Linked DNA regions of Mus musculus: regions 1 and 2 are each linked to region 3. Evidence: chromatin loops called from intact Hi-C (ENCODE). Cell type or tissue: heart. All regions are shown on one strand.

Region 1 (2,500 bases), 71 kb before region 3:
GGCACTCCCAGAGAGAGTAATTTCTGTCAGGGGGTCATGGTGTCTGCTGACCTGGGGTGGTGTCCTTCACACTCAGGCTGCTTACCTTTCTGAGTTTTGGTCTCTGGTAGTATGAGGTGCTAGCTGTATGACTAAGCTGCTTTGGGATGGGTAATTGATCGTGGCTAACAGAAGCCACTGTCTGACAGGGATGACAAGGAGGTGTGCTCCTGGCAGGGTACCATGAGTGTGGACATAGCCCTAGAGCTAGACCCCAATATTGGCAGACAAACCTGTGAGGTGATTGAGGGACATTTAAACAGGAACTTGGCCTCTTCCTGGGTGTGGTACTGTGGGTTTTTTTCCCTCACAGACCAAACCTGACCAGGAGGTCAAAGTGGATAAAACATACAGCTTGTGTTTTATTCAAATTTGAAAAAGCTGAAGAATCTTGTAACTGATTGAACACACACACACACACACACACACACACACACACACACACACACACCTGGCTGTCCCTTGGAATTTTGTCCTTCGGGCCTCTCAGGTGTGCTCAGTAGAGAATGGTACTCTGTTAAGCCCAGGCCTCACCCAGTCCCAGTGACAGTTTCTCCAGTTCTGGAAGTTTCAGGCTCTTACAATTATACCCACAGTTCCCTTTTATGCTGTAGTCCTTCTACCTGGTTTGGCCAGCTCCAGCCTTCCTCACTCAGTTATGGTCAAGTGAGTTCTCCTTGGCTTTCACCCTGACCTTTTGGCACATATTTAGATGCTTATAAGAGCATGCTAGGAACTTTGCCTGCTTGGCACACTTCTATTCAACCCTCAAAACCCAAATCTAAGCTTCAGGTGCCACCTTCCTTGACCTCCCCAAGGCAGCTTCTTTCTCCCTTATTTCCCCACACTGGACCCTGACTGGTGCTTTGCCAACAGTGCCTGTTTTTGCCCTGGAAATGGCAGCTCTTAAACTTCATACACAGGTATTTCCCTAAGTTTCTTCAATACCATCAGGATCTAGTGGTTCAGGGCTGATTCTTAATTCTTAGTCTTGGTTGCATCTGCCAAGACTCCACAAGGGGGCGCCTGAGACCGCGCTGACTGAAGCGTCCTTCCTAGCCTGGAAAAGTCTGGGACCTCCATCTCCTCTGGAGGTGGGGACCTTGCCCAGAAAAAGAAGCAGGGCTAGGCTGAGGCTCCCCTATTCCCCGCCCTGCCTTCAGATGGGAGGAGCTTCCCAGAAACCTGAGAAGAGACTTGGCTGGCCAGCCCCTCTGGATGTAGGCGGAGCTTATGGGCATTGACTATTCCGAGCTATCTTCAGGTCGTGTGGCTTGACTTGTGCAGGCAACAGTCTGTGACAGCTACCTCTGGGCAAATGCAGTGTCCCTCAGTCTGGAGAGTTAGGTCTCCCGACAGCTGTTAATGGGGGAGAGGCTGAAGTCCTCCTTTGGGCTCCTGGGACCTTCCGCCGGTGTCAGGGGTTCCTTCGGTTTCCTCTTCCCTTGGGATGGCTTCTTGGGGGCTGTGGGAAAGATGAAGTTAGAATAGAGATGGCAGCAGCCGGTTTTTCTGGCTTTCTACTTCTAGGCTCAGGAAAACGCAACTTGGTGAAGTCTGTTGGCCACTCTTGCTCCTGACAAGGTAGTGACTGGCTGGAGCACGGGAGGAGACCCACAAGTATGACCAAAGGGCTGACTCTCACAGAGCCTAACCCCAGAGTCTCTCTCACTGCCAGCGTGGCTGGGACTATGACCACAAGGGGTGGGCATCTGGTCTGGGCAAGTAACACCCAGGACCTTCTGAGATGCTGGGTCTATGGAGCAGAACCTCAGTTTCCCTCATGTGTGTCAAGTGGTGTTGAGTCTATGTGCTGGTCAGAGCACAGACAGAGACAGCTACAAACCCCTCCCATTCTGCATGGCTTGAGTTAATCCTAGGATGTGTGACATCCTGCTAGGCAAAGTGGGAGCATGACCCTCACGGGACATGAGCCTGTTCTCACTGGCTGTCTTACTCAACGTGAAAGGCAGAAGGTGAGACTCTGGTAACTCAGTGGACCACACCCCAGCCCGTGCGTACATAGCAGGAAGTGCTTGGAAATGACACAGAAACCCTGGCCTCCACTCGGAGCAAACACAGGCTGCGGTCAGTCCCTTTCCGGCAACAATGGCTTATTGTGGTGGCCCCAGCCCAGCCTGCTGAGCTGTAGCCTGGGCAAACATAGGGTACATGCATATTAGCTTAGGTGTTCAAAGACTCACCATTGTGCACCGGAGGAGGAAGTGTCCTGACACTCTTACCCAGGACCAGGCTGGGAGTCTGCTATCTTATCAGACAGAGTTGAACTCAAAGGTACCGCCCTGGGCAAACATGTGAGCAGCCCTGACACTGAAGGAACACATACCCCAGAGCCAGCTGGATGTGCCTCTGTGGCTGCCCAGAGGGTCACAAGAGGGTCCAAAGATGCCAGCACCAGGGAGCTGCTTACAGGGCACGGTATAACTGTCTTCAATTCCCT
Region 2 (2,500 bases), 140 kb before region 3:
TAGGTGTCACCTGACCATGCCACCTACACCAACCCACCCCCTCTCCCCCAGAGCTTCTACAAGTCTCCAGTCACACCCACGTGCTCACCCTGCGGGTGACTGTGGGGTCCCGCAGCGCCTTGCCCATGAGGTGGCCCAGTAGCGTGTTGGTTCGCAGAAACCGCAAGCGGATGTTGGTGGCTTTGGTGAAGTCTCGAAGTAACGGTGAGTAGGAGAAGTTCAAGGCCCCAGGGCGCCCATTTACCAAGGACACCACAATCTGCAGAAGGTGTGGTAGATGAGGCCAGGCTCAGAAACAACAGGGACCCACCACCCCCAGACAAGCACAGCTGTGCAACCCACCTCGCCATTCTCCAAAGGCACTATTCGCGAGTATTCTGTGGTGCAGATGACGTCGTCGTCCTGCGTGATGCGCTCTAGAGTCCGAGGTCCAAACCGCTCCAAACAATCCCTCTTGGAGGCTGCAGGAAACGGGTAAGAAGGTAGAGTAACAGATGCCAGATACAGACTCCCATCCTGGGCCCCAGCCTAGCATCCTTGTGTTGCCTACACACTCCGAAACACAGATTGCTGCCCCACGTTCTACTGACCAGCAGGGGTTATCAAACAGACAGCAAAACCCTAGCTAGGGGCTAGAGAGATAGCTCAGAGGTTAAGATAAGCACTGGCCGTTCTTCCAGAGGTCTTGAGTTCAATTCTTAGCAACCACATGGTGGCTCGCAACCATCTATAATGAGATCTGGTGTCCTCTTCTGGTCTGCAGGCATATATGCAGACAGAATGCTGTATACATATAACTCTTTTTTAAAAAAATAAATAAATCTTAAAACAAAACCCTAGCTCAATGTAGACTGGACTGCAGAGCCTTTGCTACCACGATGCCCAGGCCTCTTCCTGGGACATGCCAGAGAATGGTGTTCCTTAACTTCTCTGCAGGCGCAGTCTGCAGTTGCCCCTCTCTTACTCTTGGCCAGGGAGTTTTGGGGGACGTGTCACCAGGCCTATCTAATCAGAGTACCCCCACCCTGCCAACAAAACTGGTCAGGTGGCATGTGGCCGGCTGGGCCTGCCAAGGACTCCAGCTGTCTCCTGCCACAGGCAGTAAAGCTGGCAGGAGGTAGGCCCACAGCTGCCAGAGCTGCTTTGTTTCCACGGGAGCCGCCTGAGCTCAAGCCTATCTAGAGGAGCCATAAAATGGCCCAAAGATTCCTGGTACCACCAGTGTAACACCAGCTATGTCCAAGGTCAAGCGTGGGAGTCGATAAGCTCCCATCTACCCCTAGGTGGCGCTGGCAGCAATGAACCCTAAAGAGGCCATCACAGGGGTCAGGGCTTGCTTGGCATCAGGGGCCTTGAAGCAACTATAGGCCTACCGCAAGGACTCCAGTCCTGCAGCTAAGGACACTCACAGGCAAAGAACTGCCACGGCTGATAAGTGTGACCGAAGTCTGTGGACCGCTCCAGCACCCAGAGGTCAGGCCGAGGTGAGTTGGCAAACTTGATGAGCACATAGGCCACATGGAACACCTGCAGGGGACAGGGGGTGTGACATCAGACACTGTGTCCCTCCATGTAGCTTCCTGCACTCTTAGGTGTGAGGTACAGCAGGCGACGCAGAGGCAGGTCTGTGACGAAATCTTCAGGTTTGACTCTGAAATGTCTTCCCCAGCAGGCTCCTGTTTTGAAAGCTTGGTCCCAGCTGGTGGCACCATTTTGGGGACACGTGGGCTATTGTGGGGACATGTGGAACCCTTAGGAAGTGAGGCCTAACTGAAGGAAGTGGGTCACTAGGAGCCTTGAAGACCTAGTTCCTATCCACCATGACGCGACAGGCTTTGACAGCATGCTCCCGTTGCCATGGACTGAGGTACATACCTTTAATCCCAGCCCTCGAGAGGCAGAGGCTGGAAGATCTAAGTTTGAGGCCAACCTGGTCTACATAGTAAGTTCCAGGACAGCCAGGACTATTACAAAGAGAAACCCCCGTCTCAGGAAAAAAAAAAAAATCTGATACCAAAGTAGTTAGGTTGCTGCTATCACTAAAGCACATGGTCCCCATATGCTTTAAATCACATGGCCTCCAAACTCTGGAACTGGTGTGAAAGGAATATGGAAGATTGGGAAATGTAGGTTATAAAAGTCTAGAAGCTGAGCTGGAGAGATGGCTCAGTGGTTAAGAGCACAGGCTGCTCTTCCAGAGGTCCTGAGTTCAATTCCCAGCAACCACATGGTGACTCACAACCATCTATATATAATGAGATCTTGGGCCCTCTTCTGGCACGCAGGTGTACATGCAGATACTCAAACATTAAATTTTAAAATCTTTAAAAAAGAAAAGGAGAAGTCTAGAAGCTGGAGGTGGAGCTTGCTGGGCCATTCTGATGCAAGCATGAACACCAGGACCTCAGTAGAAATACAGGCAATGGTGCCAACAAGGAGATACCTCCCTGCACAAAGCATCTCTCACATGATAACCTGACTCCCATCCCCAGAGCCCAAC
Region 3 (2,500 bases):
CCAGAGTGTCAGGATGGGCTACGTTGGCACCCACCTGTCAGAACTGCCCTCTTTGGGAAGTAGGTTGGGTCCCCAGGAAACTGTAGCCTCTGGAGTGGGTGAGGAGATCTGTGTCAGGCGTGGCTTTCTCCAGAAGCCCTGCCTGCCTGCTCTGGCCCCTAGCACCTTCACTTTAGCCCAGCCACTGTCTGGTGAGGGTCCCTTCTCATCCTCCTGAGCAGATGGGAATAGGTTAAGGCCTGAGGGGCCCTTTGGCCCTCTGTCAAGGAGACAAACAGAGGATGTTGGCTGAACACCTGGCAGAGAACGCGCACACGCAGGAAGAAGACTTTTGAGGGAGCGGTGCCGATTTGAGGACTCTGGTAGCTGAAGCCCAGAGGATTCCTTGCATGCTTGCTGGCTTCCCTTGTGCCCAGTCCAGGCTAGAATCCGGACTGTGCTTTCTTTATGAAAACCATCCTGGCCATCAGCCACCGAGCCTCCCCACAGGTCTTGCACAGAAGGCCGAGGGTACTGTGCAGAGGAAGACCCAGTTCTGGTTCTGCATGGGGCTCAGCTGTCCTGGCCCTTTAGGTCTGAATTGTTCTACAGACTTCCTGTTCTCACCCCTTCTCTCTGCAGTGAGAGGAGATGGTGGGCCCTACTCCATGGTCAGCCTGGGTAACTCTACACAAAGGGACAGCTCTGGCCATGCTTGCACCTAGTAGGTCTCCAGGACTCTGATAAGCTTTGGAGGCTTCCTCTTGGAGCGTGTTCCTGATGGACACCCCGAAGTGAGGTGAATCAGCACACACCTGGGCTGGTTGGGTGGGAACAGTGCAGAATGGAGCTTGGGGTGTTCTCATCTCAACCCCCAGGCAGAGTCCTGCTACCTGGTAGCTCAGCTAGATAGCAAGCAGCACTCTGGGTCCCTGTTTTCGCTGAGAGGCCTTTCCTGTGGCCCTGCTTTTGTTTGGTAGTGTCTAGTGTGCGACGGGCGCCCCCTGGTGGCCATACTGAACATTTCCTTGAGAGGTGGGGCCTGCAGGGTTTGGGGAGTCAGGTTTGTTGCCAGGAGGTCCCTGCAGCTGGCTAGCCACGAGGCTTTAGGTCCTAGGATCAGTGGGCTTCCAGCCCCATGGAAAATGCGAGAGCAAGTTTCACTAGGGCCACACAGTATCATTGAGCACTGAGCGTGGAAGGAGACAGATGGGCCACGTTTCTCCTCCCTCTTTCTAGCCTTCCTTCTCCCTCCCTTTTCTTATACATTATATCCTGGCGGCAGTTTTCCCTCCCTCCACTCCTCCCAGTTCCTTCCCCACTTCCATTCTCCCCCAGATCCATTCCTCTTATGCCCCCCCCCCCCAAGAGCAGGCTTTCCATGAATACCCACCAAACATGGCATAACAAGTTACAATAAGATCAGGAACAAACCCTCATATCAAGGCTGGATGAGGCAACCCAACAGGAGGAAAAGGGCCCCAAGAGCAGGCAAAAAACTCCCACTGTTGTGTCTTCTGCTAGAACACAAAGCTACACAACTATAATGTATATGCAGAGGACCCAGCTCAGTCTCATCAGGGTCCGTGTTTGTTGCTACAGTTTCTGTGAACCTCTGTGGGCTCTGCTTAGTTGGTTCTGTGGGTTGTGTTCTTGTGGCATCCTCAACTCCTCTGGCTCCTACAATCTTTCCTCCCATCTTCTTTGGAGTTCCCCTGGCCATGCCTGATGTTTGGTTGGCTTGGCTGTGTGGGCCTCTGCATTTATTTCCGTCAGTTGCTGGAAAGCATCCCTCTGTTGACAGTTGGTCCATGCACTGATCTATGAGGATAGCAGAGTATCACTAGGAATTACTTTATTGTCTTTTTTGCCAGTCGTTTTTGGTTCTCTCCCGAGTCTCTGGGCTGTCCAGTCTCTGGTTCCTGGCCTTCCAGACACTGTCAGTTGTGGGTTCCCTTTTGTGGTGTTGGCCTCAACTTGGCCAGTCATTGGTTGGCCATTCCCACAAGTTCTACACCACCATTACCCTAGCATGTCTCGCAGGCAGGACAGATTGTACGCGGAAGGATTTATGGCTGGGTTATGTCTCAGTCCCAGGGCTGGAAGCCTTGCCTGGTTAAAGAAGACAGCTAGTTCTGACTCAGTATTCCCTGTTACTAGCAGAATTCACTAGGATTACCCTCACCCTCAGGGCATTTCCACAGCACTAGGGTTCTGCATTGCCTCTCCAATACCCCCTCCAATTCCAGTCGCCTTTCCCAGAACTCTCCTCCCCCAGCCTGATCCCTATTGTTCCCACCCCCATCCACCCCCAGTCCACCTACAAAGCTCTTTCCCCTTCCCAAGAAGATCCATGAGTTTCTCTGTGTCTGTGGATTGGAGTATGATCTGTGGATTTAGCAGCTAATGTTCACTTACCAGTGAGTACACACCGTTTGTCTTTTGGGTCTGGGTTACCTCACTCAGGGTGGATTTTGGATTTTTTTTTTTGAGTGCTATCCATTTGTCTGCAAATGTCATG

The links. A loop is a pair of places that touch in the nucleus more often than their neighbours do. Peaks named below come from ENCODE experiments on the same cell type or tissue, not always from the same donor. Only the 100,000 strongest peaks of a DNase experiment are listed, where the experiment ranks them.
Region 1: it touches region 3 in a loop (8-fold over the local background); 40 of 42 quality-filtered maps call a loop at or near these places.
Region 2: a loop joins it to region 3, with 2.4 times the contacts of the local background. A loop is called at or near these places in 2 of 42 quality-filtered maps.

What each region holds. Positions count from the first base shown.
Region 1 is chr2:180,274,870-180,277,369 of GRCm38, forward strand. It overlaps a transcript of Rbbp8nl not described here. Among named protein-coding and RNA genes, the nearest start is that of Cables2, 2.7 kb to the left of the region's middle. In heart, no CTCF peak of the experiment used is centred here; DNase peaks (open chromatin) are centred at 1,192, 1,692, 2,182 and 2,332; H3K4me3 peaks cover 1,644 bases; H3K27ac peaks cover 1,874 bases.
Region 2 is chr2:180,206,845-180,209,344 of GRCm38, forward strand. It overlaps Lama5 (laminin, alpha 5), which reads right to left. Exons shown (of 79, transcript NM_001081171.2): 3 at 1,410-1,527; 4 at 343-461; 5 at 89-259. Among named protein-coding and RNA genes, the nearest start is that of Gm52542, 17 kb to the right of the region's middle. In heart, CTCF peaks have their summits at 1,280 (motif pointing right) and 2,302 (motif pointing left); a DNase peak (open chromatin) is centred at 1,137; H3K27ac peaks cover 303 bases.
Region 3 is chr2:180,346,331-180,348,830 of GRCm38, forward strand. Gm52543 (a long non-coding RNA gene) reads right to left here and starts at 161. Exons shown (of 5, transcript XR_003953987.1): 1 at 1-161. In heart, a CTCF peak has its summit at 989 (motif pointing left); a DNase peak (open chromatin) is centred at 981; H3K27ac peaks cover 1,165 bases.